2 separate regions of the Homo sapiens genome follow, and region 1 is linked to region 2. A link is a contact called in ENCODE Hi-C data. All regions are on one chromosome and are shown on one strand. The core of a region is the stretch at or near the end of the contact, and the rest is flanking DNA. Distances in the headings are between cores, read along the strand shown.

Region 1 (5,305 bases), core at 2,099-4,598, 680 kb before region 2:
GTCTTTAAGCAAAATTCTAGAATTCTAAAAATACACAGACAAGAATAAATATCTTGATCACTGACACATGCTGTACAAATAAAATTAGGTAAGTTAAAATCTAATTTTAAATGAATACTGAGTGGCTAAGAAGTTAAAATAAGGATTAATTAAATATAAGAATTAAGGACAGTGAGTATTGTATGTTCTGTCCAAGAACTGAAAAGTGGCTCCATGCCTTCTCTTGATAACTAAATAAGCAGTTGTCATTTCTCACACAGTTCACACCTTGCCAGAAACATGCCTGACATAGCCAAGGAGGGGAGGTGGAATGACAGTAAAATCTTTAAAGTGTGGACCTTCACCCAGGAGAATAAAACCGGATCTCTATCTCATTTTACACAAACAAGAATACTAATCCTAAAATTGGACTTTCTCCCTCTAGATTTTCTTTCCAGTCTGTGTTTTTGTCCCATTTACAAATATTCAAAATATCCCTGAAGAAAGGAAAGAAATATTAAAATAAAGGTAAAAAGCTGACTCACAAAGCAGTGGAACTTCCCATTCCCCATCTCCCAATATCTCATGTGGAAGACCAAAATAAAAACCCAAGCAGTTCCAGTCAAAGGGAACTCTGCTAAAGCTCAGGATTTCTTAAACACAATCTGAAAGCCATTCATAAAAAGGAGTCCATGAGGCATTTATACACACACACACTCACAAAATGTATCAATTTCATATATTGGTATATGAGAAAATAAATGTTTTAAAATTATATTGCCACCACTTTCCCTTCAACATGAGCCAAAAACAAACAAACCAAAACAACAACAACAACAACAACAAAACACAGATTAGGTTGAGAGGGGGAAAAAACAGCATTTCTTCTACACAACCAAACCAATCATTTAACAACAGGGTCTAGTGTGCAATTTAAACTTTACAGCATCCCTGAAAATCTTTATAAATCAATGAGACACTCACTTTTCCCTAAAAAGACACAGACAAGAATAAACATCTTGTCTCCCAATGGCTTTTTTCTATTGTGAAAGAGCCTGGAAAGTAAAAAGTGTAAGTAGGGAAACATATAAGCCGGATCGCGCCTGTAGTCCTAGCTACTAGGGAGGCTGAGGTGGGAGGATCACTGGCCAGGAGTTCAAGACCTGACTGGGCAACATAGTGAGACTGCCCCTCCATCTCCAAAAAACAAAACAAAACAAAAACACATATATATGTAATTTTAATCTAAAGAACACATTTGTGTAATCCTAAACCAAACGAACGAATTGAAAAAAAAACTGTAATAAGACAATCAGGGAAATCAGCAAACTGACTGAATATTTGCTAATGTTTAAGAATCACTATTAATATTTCTTACAGATATACTTGGTGGATTTACAGATGAAAAGCTAATGAGATTTGCTTTAAAATATCTAGTAGGTGGGGGCCAGGGGCGATGGATCACGCCTGTAATCCCAGCACTTTGGGAGGCCGAGGCGGGCGGATCACCTGAGGTCGGGAGTTCGAGACCAGCCTGACCAACATGGAGTAACCCCGTCTCTACTAAAAATACACAACTAGCCGGATGTGGTGGTGCATGCCTGTAATCCTAGCTACTCGGAGGCTGAGGCAGGAGAATCGCTTGAACCAGGGAGGTGGAGGTTGCAGTGAGCCGAGATCGCGCCATTGCCCTAAGTTTCTTGTTGTCTGGGCAACAAGAGGGAAACTCCGTCTCAAAAAAAAAAAAAAAATGTATATATATATTTGTGTATATATTTGTATATATATATATTTATATATATGTGTGTATATATATTTGTATATATATATATATACACACACTTCTAGTAGGTGGGATGAAACCAAGCAGGTCATGTGCTAACAATGGTTGAAGGCAGGTAATTAATACATAAAGGCTCATTATACTCAGTTCTCTATTTTCTAGAGACAGCTGAACATTAGCAAGGAAAAAAGTACCCTATACATCAAAAATTCCTGTCAAAAGTACAGAAATTTGTGTTCCCCTACATCACCCATAATCCTTATTTTCTCATTCATCTGGTTTAACAATAATTCAATTCTCCAAACCAATTAACTTCCTCCAATAGACCTAAAACTGAAATACAAGACTATCTTTGTTGTCTTTTAATTCTACTCATAAGCTAGTCAAACGCTAGGTGAGAAAACGATCCAGGCTTCCAATTTATAATTAGTAAACTTATTTTAACTTCAAGACAACATATCTGTTTTGAGTCAGACTGATGAACTAGCACTAGTTTTTTTAATTTACCTTACTCTCCGCCTCGTATTTAAGTTTGGTGGGTAGTGTACGAACGTGTAATGTAACAGATGTTGTTCACTCCCAGGAAGTCAACTCTTTCCATCATGAGTAACAGAACTCAATCGAATGTGACACACAGAAATGTCTCAAAAATCTCTAGGTAAGTAACTCGCATATACCCTTATCCTCCCTCCCCAAAGCATTGCAGGTGGTTAGAAAGGAGCGACCTCGGTTGGTTGGTTTCTTCTTCTTCCCTTCCTTTCTTAGGGGAAGGCTAGAGAGCAAAGAAACGACAAAAAAAAACAGGCCGGAAGAAGGAAAGCGAAAAGCATGAGGGCTGGACAATCAGCCCTTAAATAAACGAAAACTGTATCCAAATCAGATTAAGTTGAGAGACAGCGAACTGCTAAACACCTCCCCATAACTCTAACGTACCTGAAACCGCGAGTAGAGAAACCCGGCCGTACATCACATTCAAGCTCCCTTCCCTCCCAAAGTACTCACAGGTATAAGAGGCATAAAAAGAACTTCCCCACCCTCGCCAAGAGTAGCGCGGAAAAAAACTCACACTGGCCTGGGCCACGCTGGCGAAGCCGCCTGACCCTCCCCGCGCGACCAGGAACCCTCAAATGACTACCCCGCTCCTCAGGCCGGGGAAGGGGTGCCGGGGGAGCGAGGCTCGACTGGGAGGACCCGCCCGCCGTCGAGGCCCTACGTGCCCACCCGGCCCGGGGGCTTGGGCCCGCTCCGCACACTCTGGGCCCAGGCCTGGTACCCCGCGAAGCTCATCGCGAGCCCAGACCCCGGTCCGACGCCGCGCCCGGCGAGACCCGCACACTCCACTGAGCCACGGCGGCCGCCGCCGTACGGACCCAACCCCTATCTACCTGTCTTCGCTCTTGTTTTTCTGTTTCTTCCCCATTGCTTGTCAATGGCGCTCGTGGCCCCAGCCCCTCTATTCGGTCTCTCACAGACCCACTGTCTCCCGGCTGACTTTGGTCTCCGCTCAGCTCTTTTCCCCTCGTGCTGCCGCCGCTCGCACCCGGCTCTCCACAGACCCGCGCACTGGAACAGGACACATATGGTGTGAGTTCTCAGTGCGCAAGCGCATCGCCCAGCCGCCTCGGCGTGAGGACGCAGGGCGCGGCTCATCGAGAGCTGCGCTTCGGGTAGAGCGTCTCCGGTTGACCGGCCGACCAGGCAGCAGCCCGAGCGCCCCCTGCCCTCAAGCGTCCGCCACGAGCCGACACCCGCGGGTTTTCCACGTTCTAGAACCCGGAGGTGGACAATGAAGCTGTCAATTTCGCCACCTCACCCCTCTCCCAACGGGGAACGCACGCTTCGGTTCAGGAGTGGGCTTTGGGCTTCCCTTTATATCTTTGTATTCTCAGCCGCACGAAGTTCAGTAAAGAACCACAACGAACCAATAGAGTCCTCTGGGGGTTTGCGAGAGAGATAAATTCAGGACAAAATAGGGACCTCTCAGTAACATCCATGCATTATGCATTATGTACAGTCACTGAATAAAACAGAACAGGACACAGCCGATCAATTCCCTAACATAGGTCTTCAGCTTCACCCTCAAAGCGAGGGCGAGTTCTAAAAATTCCTGTGTTTCGAAGAGTCAAGAGGGGACCTACAGGGGTGGTGGAAAATGTTCTATATCTGGATCTGGCCGGTGATATTTTGGGTTTTAACTATGCAAAAGTTAATTGTGCTGTATATGTTTATGCCTCGACTTTAGGAAAAATGTTAACAAAAGAAAACAAAAAAAAGAAAAATGTTCATTCAACACTAACAGAATGGAAACGCAGTTCAAGCGTCACGGCTGAGCGAGAGCACAGCTGTCTCATTTCCAGTCTGGCGCACTGGACCGTGAATACTGAAGCACGCTCCTGAGAAAGTCCGGCCACGACAGCCTGCGCACTAAGAAACTGCAACTCCCACAATGCTTTGCGGCCTTCCAGTTCGGCCGTGTACCCGGAGGAAAGCAAGGGTCGGACACCTTGGGTTCCGGGCTGCTGGGCGGGAGGCGCACGCGCAGAACTGTTCGCCACCCGACCGCCCGCCCCTTCCTCTGGCGTCCAAGGTGATATCGCGCGAGGTTCGCAGCCAATAAGGAGGCGGATGTGACGGCCCGTTTGCAGCCGCCGGCAGCTACTGCAAGGCAAAAGCCGGAGTGGACGTGTCTTTTGAAACTGCTGCTCTTTCACTTCTCAGGCGTCACCGAGAGCTCAGGTGAGGCAGAGGGTAGTGAGAAGAATCCGACCACCACGTCCGGGTGCTGGTGAACATTCTGCTGCTCCACATCCGGAGCGGAGGAGGGGCGCGGCCCCAGCACCGGTGTCGGTGTCCTGGCAGAGGCTCTTGCGCAAGCGCACCAGGAGGCGTCGAAGTTGGGGCCACCGGGACTGTGCTTTCCTCTGTTTCCCCGGGCGCAGGGAGTGGCCGGCTTGCCATTGGGGAGGTACCTGGGGTTCAGTTAAGGACCAGGCCCCTTGATTGTTTTGGCGGATACCTGTAAGGGTGTCCAGGAAATGACTAGGGAATTTGAGGACGCGCTGTGTCCCGTCCCACCCTTCCAGCGGAGCTGTAAAAAGGAAGAATCAGAGGCTGTGGTTTGAAAAATGAAAAGCTAACGAGGGGTTGCATCGTCTCTTTACCCCATTCTCAATGCTCTGACCACCAACACCTACACCCAGAATAGCTCTTCTTAATCTCGTCTTTTTCCAGTTATCCCATAATTAAATTCTGGGCTCATTCTATAAAGTTCCAGGGTAGGCATTCTCTGTGCTTATCCCTGGAGCACAGCTTCCAACGTTCAATTCAGTATCTTATTATCTTCTCCTTCCAGCCCCCTCACTGAGGGTCACAGTCCTACTGACATTTTTCTTGGGCGATAGGGAGCGTGGAAATCTTTGCTGTGTTTGAAATACAGCACCTTTCCAATTTTATAGCACTCACGAGGAGCTTACAATTTGGTTTTTTAGACTCAAATACTTTTGAAACTTAACAGTGTAGTAATTTGAACAGAAGTCAGGCACG
Region 2 (6,051 bases), core at 2,693-5,192:
TTGTGCTCTTCTCGGCATGTCACATGCTTGAAGTCGAGAGATAAGACATTAGTTTTTAAGATATGTTTAGTGTTTTTAAGTTTTAGTTGTAAAATACAGTTTGCTGTTTATACTTCGCAGCCATTCATTTTTTAGTGTGAAGTTTAATGTCTTTCATTTTTATCAGTTCTTTTTTTCTTATGGTTAAGCCATGTGAAAATGAATTACAGTATTACAGGTATGCCCTTGTATTCTTTATTTTTCTTCCTGAAACTTAATATATTTTGATCCATCAGTTATTCCTATCAATTTGAGAGGGTATAATACTTTTGAAATAGAAGTGTTTTTCTGTATTGTCCTTGTACAGTTTTTTAATATAATTACTATTTTTTTTTCCAGTTTCAATAGTCATGGGCATTCCCACAGTGAAGAGAGAAGTTAAATCTTACCTCATAGAAACTCTTCATTCCCTTATTGATAACCTGTATCCTGAAGAGAAGTTGGACTGTGTTATAGTAGTCTTCATAGGAGAGGTAATTATTTAATTGTTGTTATGTTTTTACCAAATATAGCCTATAAGAGTTGAAACTCTAATTGAATATTTGAATATGCTTTTAAAAACGCTTTTTAAAAAATGTGATGAGTAAAGCTTAGGTAATATATTCTATCTGGTAGTTTAATGTAAATTGAACTCACTTCTGTCCTGCAATTACAAACCAGGAATAGTAATATTTGTTGTCAATAGGATGTTACACCCGTAGATCTTTAAGAACGTGTGCCTATTTCTAGCTCTAAGACTTAAATTTGGAGATTTGCACTGATGATCTTTGGGAGTCCTGAAACCTGAAAAAGGTTTAGGCTCAGCTGGGGTTTTATCATTCTTTTATTCTCTCCATCCCTTCTCTGTACTCCTAAGAAATCATGTGAATGAGAAATACCACACTTCTTGTATTTTAGTCTCCTCAAAAGATTTAGAGAAAGAATAAATCTTGAGCAAGTTCTTTTTAAATCATGAGGAATAAGACCCTAGAGTAAATATTTTCTTAATTATTGTATAGAATTTCAGAATGGGAAAGGATTTAGGACATGGTCTAGTTCTGGCCCACTAATTCCTAACTTTTTAGAGTTCCCCATGTCTTTTTAAATGAAAATGGTCTTGATGATTTCCTTATTAGAGAAGTAAACAAATGCATACTGTTCAAAACAATTACATAAATATATAATGAAAAATTACCTGTTACTCCTCTACATAAATATAACTATTTCAAATTATATGTTAAGACTTTTTGTTCTGAAATAATTTTAGATTTACAGAAAGTTGCAGAAATTATAGAGGGTATCTCCTTCACTCAGCTTGCTCTGATGTTAACAACATATGTAGCCATATTATAGTTATCAAAACCAGGAAATTAACACTGATATAATACTCAACCAAACTACAGACTTTATTTGAGTTTCCTGTTTTTCCGCCTGGGTTCGCCTTTCTGTTCCAGCATGCACTATGGAACACCACATTGCAGTTAGCGGTTCTCATGCCTTAGCTTCCTCCTGTCCATGTTTGTGTCTTTCATGAACTTGGACATTTTTGATGGGCACTGGTCAGTTATTTTGTAAAATGTCTCAGTTTGGATTTATCTGATATTTTCTCATGATTATATTTTGACTATGCATTTTTGGCAAGAATAATATGACTTGCCTTTTTAAAAAGGATCCTGCTGTCTGCTTTGGTAAGGGCAAAAGAAAGGAGACTACTTAGAAAGCTGTTGCCATAATCGAGGTGAGGCTTGGACTGGGAGACTGTTCATGGAGGTGATCAGAGATGGGTAAATTATGAACATGTTTTTAACTAAATGGGTTCTAATAAAAAATGAGAACCATTGCTATAGCATCAACATGCTATTAAGGACAAAGCTCCAATTAATGAACTTAAAATAGCCCTTTTAATGTTTTCTGTTTAGTTTTGTACATTTGAATAGAAATATGTATCAAATTTAGGCTTAAATGTCAAGTCTTCAGAGAGATTTTCTCTGAATGTAATGTTTAAGTAGGCCATCTCTGTTTTTCCTCTATTATTGCATTCTATTTTTATAACACAATATTCAGTTATATATACACATACATATGTGTACATATTTTTGTTTGTTTGCTTATGAACTGCTTCTCTCACCAGTTTTAAGTTCTACAAACAGAGATCTTCTTTATTTACCAACCTATACTCAGAGCTTGATAATATGGATACAGTGGATCCATGTATGTATCCAGTATGGATACAGTGTATATATCCATCCGTTTCTTTTCTCCACATTCTTCCTAATACTTGTTATCTTTTGTCTTTTTGACAGTTAGCCATCCTGACAGATGTGATGATATCTGATTGTGGTTTTAATTTGCATTTCCCTAATGATTAGCAGTGTTGAGGATTTTTCGTATATCTGTTGGCCATTTGTATGTCATCTTTTGGGAAATGTCTGTTCAGGTCCTTTGCCTATTTTTTCAGTGTTTTTTCTTACTCTTGAGCTGTTTGAGTTCCTTATATATTTTGGATATTAACTGTTTATCAGATGTGCAGCATGCAGATATTTTCTCCTAACCCATAGGTTGTCAGGCATGCTGTTAATTATTTCCTTTGCCATGTAGAAGAGTTTTAGTTAGATGTGATCCTATTTGTCTATTTTTGTTCTTGTTGCCTGAGCTTTTGGGGTCATATCCAAAAAACCATTGCCCAGGCCAATGTCGTGTAGTTTTTCCCTTATGTTTTCTTCTGGTAGTTTTAGAGTCTTCTTTTGTTTTCAATCCATTTTGAGTTTATTTGTATATTTCACGTGAGTTGAAGTTCCACTTTCATTCATCTGTATGTGGATATCCAGTTTTCTCAGCACCATTTACTAAAGAAACTTTTTTCATTGAGTGTTCTTGGCACCTTTGCTGAAAATCAATTGACCATACATACATGAGTTCATTTCTAGGCTCTATATTCTGTTCCATTGGCCAGTGTGTCTGTTTTTTAAAAATCAATACCATACTGTTTACATTATTATAGCTTCATAGTATAGTTTGAAATAATAAAGTGTGTTGCCTCCAGCTTTATTGTTTTTCCTCATGATTACCTTGGCTATTTGTTGTGTGTGTGTGTGTGTGTGTGTGTGTGTGTGTGTGTGTGCGCGTGCGTGTGTGTGTGTGTGTGTGGTTATATATGAATTTTAGGATTTTTTTCCCATTTCTGAGAAAAATGTCATTAAATTTTTTGATAGGGATTACATTGAATCTGTAGATCACTTTGGGTAATATGGACATTTAAATGATATTAATTCTTCCAATCCATGAGCAAAGATATCTATTTATTTGTGTGTTCTTCAAATTATTTCATCAACATTTTATAATTTTTGGTGTCTAGTTCTTTCACTTCCTTGGTTAAATTTTTTCCTAAGTATTTTTTTGGTAGCTATTTTAAATGGGATTGTTCTCTTGATTTCTTTTTCAGATAGTTCATTGTTAGTATGTAGAAATGCTACCGATGTTTGTATATTGTTTTCCAGAAAGCCTGTTATAAAAACTTTTTATAATTTGATGGTTTTGCAATTTCCAGGATTAAGCTATACCTTTTTTGTTTGTTTTTCTCAAGTATTAAGTGCTTTGACAGTCTTTATAACATAGATTATATTTTATATATCATTGAGTCTTTTAACAATTGAGCATTTTTATAAGTTATCGCTGTATTTAAAATTGATAGGTAGGTGTATTAGTCCATTTTTATGCTGCTGATAAAGACATACCCAAGACTGGGTAATTTATAAAGAAAAATGGACTCACAGTTCCACATGGCTGGAAAGGCCTCACAATCATGGCAGAAGGCGAAAGGCATGTCTTACATGGCAACAGACAAGAGAGAAAATGAGAATCAAGTGAAAGGGGGAAACCCCTTATAAAACCATGAGATCTTATAAGCCTTATTCACTATCACAAGAACAGTATGGGGGAAACTGCCCCCATGATTCAGTTATCTCCACAGGGTCCCTCCCAGAACACATGGGAATTATGGGAGCTACAATTCGAGATGAGACTTGGGTGGGGACACGCCAAACCATATCAATAGGGCTCTGGCTGGCTCAAAAATGTGGCTATGGCCCTGTAACCCAGCCTGCCATGTCCCTGGCCTGGTTGTCCCTTGGGCTTCCTGGGGTCCTTGAAGGGGCAAGGATCTGGAGTTAGGAGGAGGATGATGTCTGGACACACACACCGGAGAAATAATGCTCATAATTATTTACATTTGCCCATCACCTGTGCTCCACCCTGTTTGTCAGTCCTTACAGCTAGCCTAGAAAGTGGTTTCACTTTGACCCAATTTCACGGTCTTTGACATAGCATCAGAGACAGACTCCGTTTACCTCTTAGAGGAGAAAAGCTAATGATGTTTATCTCTGTTAGACCCCTGGGAGCCAGAGCCCTGGAACAAGCCAATTCTTACTGTTGAACGTCACCTCTTCCAGGCATCCTCTTCTGATGCTTCTACCCTCCATGCTGGGTTAGATCTGAACTTGGTTGAAAATGTCTGTTTAAAACATGCCTGCCATGCTTAGACTTGTTCACTGCAGTGCAGCCTGGCCTAGAGTAGGCATTCAGTAAATGTTTGTGAAATGTGAATATGTGATTCATTAAATCAATAAAGAAAATAAAGAAAAATTAATAAGAAGTATTAGAATTTTGACTTGTTCATAATTTAAAAATATGCAGATCTGATAAATGTTTATTTCTAACTGATTGAAGTGCTCTTGATTCAGTTCTCAGTGTCAGTGTAATATTAATATGGTGTAATAATAGCAGTTTTTTATTACATAGTTTTATCATTTAATCTCATAATCTGTAAGGTATTTCCTTTTTTTCATAGAATAGGTTGAAACTCAGAGAAATGACTTTAGAGTATGCAGTTCAGTAGCTACAGAGGCAAACCTTGAACCTAGGTTTTATGATTCCAAGTAGAAAAATCTTTCTTCATATCGTGCAGCATCTGTCACTAATGCTATTCACAATAGTTTGGATGTTTTGATAGAAGTAGTTTTTGTGTTCAGTTTTCCTAGTGAATGCAACACAGACAATTAAAATAATAAAAACTTCAATATCTGCTTATTAGCAAGTGCTCAGTGACATTCAGTAGTACAATAGAACAATACAGAAATGCAAATTTAATAAATTGTCTAAAAATTTAATGTATGGTTTTAATGAATGTTTTTATCATTCATTTAATTTCGAGTTCAGTATTAACAGTTAAATAAAAATATAAAAACTTGAATATAGATACATTTTTTTTCTTTCCCAGACAGATATTGATTATGTACATGGTGTTGTAGCCAACCTGGAGAAAGAGTAAGTTCTTCTTAATTATAAACATACAAATATTTTGGTTACTATTATCTCTTGGGTTTCTTGCTAAAAGAAAATGCCTTCCTTGATAGTTCATTTCTCTGTGGAGTTCATTGTTTATTAGATCACCTCTGATTGGTATTTGATATTGTCCCAAAGTAGGTGCATATATATCTAGTTATGTGATGGGATAAATTGGTTTATTTCATTATAGAAAAGACTTGAATGTCCTATGTATGTAACACTATTAAATAACAGTCTTTAATCTTGAAGACAGTGAATACAGAGAGAGTCATATGAGATTAAATCTTTCACACTGTATTTACCAGGCAAAATCTTCCTGCTCTCAGGGTAGATATTTAACGTAGTAATTTCAGACCTCAATTTTAAGCTATGTCTTAATCTGTTGTATTCTGCAAAGATTGAGTAGCAGTTTACTATGAGCGAGGCACATGGTAGGTAACAGAGGGAAAGCTTAGTAAGTTTCAGATATTATTTTTTATAATATTGCCTTAATAGTTTCAATAGCGTAATAAAATTAGTCTTGCTATGAATTTCTTCATTAAATTGTATCTGTTTTTTGTCCCTAAAAGATATACCTTCTACTTAAAAAGAAAAGACAAAAAAGAAGCAACAATTATTTGCTAACCCTACATTTAAAATAATGTGGCTCCTTGTCTATCAAAATGTTAAAATTGAATATTTAAAAACATT

What was found. A loop is a pair of places that touch in the nucleus more often than their neighbours do. Pooled maps may share reads with other maps.
Region 1: a loop to region 2 is called in a pooled map, with 7 times the contacts of the local background. The contact joins the promoter of EIF5B here to the enhancer-like site in region 2. A Hi-C loop is called at or near these places in 1 of 168 maps with a recorded cell type or tissue (chondrocyte), 2 of 37 single-sample maps with no recorded cell type and 11 of 50 pooled maps.

What each region holds. Positions count from the first base shown.
Region 1 is chr2:99,335,432-99,340,736 of GRCh38, reverse strand. EIF5B (eukaryotic translation initiation factor 5B) reads right to left here and starts at 3,348. Exons shown (of 24, transcript NM_015904.4): 1 at 3,148-3,348. The coding sequence starts at 3,182. It overlaps TXNDC9 (thioredoxin domain containing 9), which reads left to right and starts at 4,404. Exons shown (of 5, transcript NM_005783.4): 1 at 4,404-4,498. RefSeq lists enhancers at 2,466-2,965, 3,150-3,259, 2,966-3,467, 3,480-3,589, 3,610-3,689 and 5 more and a silencer at 2,920-3,079.
Region 2 is chr2:98,657,507-98,663,557 of GRCh38, reverse strand. It overlaps MGAT4A (alpha-1,3-mannosyl-glycoprotein 4-beta-N-acetylglucosaminyltransferase A), which reads left to right. Exons shown (of 16, transcript NM_012214.3): 5 at 379-512; 6 at 5,294-5,340. Among named protein-coding and RNA genes, the nearest start is that of UNC50, 52 kb to the right of the region's middle. Within about 2 kb of position 3,942, at least 3 of the 41 ENCODE cell types and tissues checked have a DNase peak (open chromatin) inside an H3K27ac peak, as active enhancers do.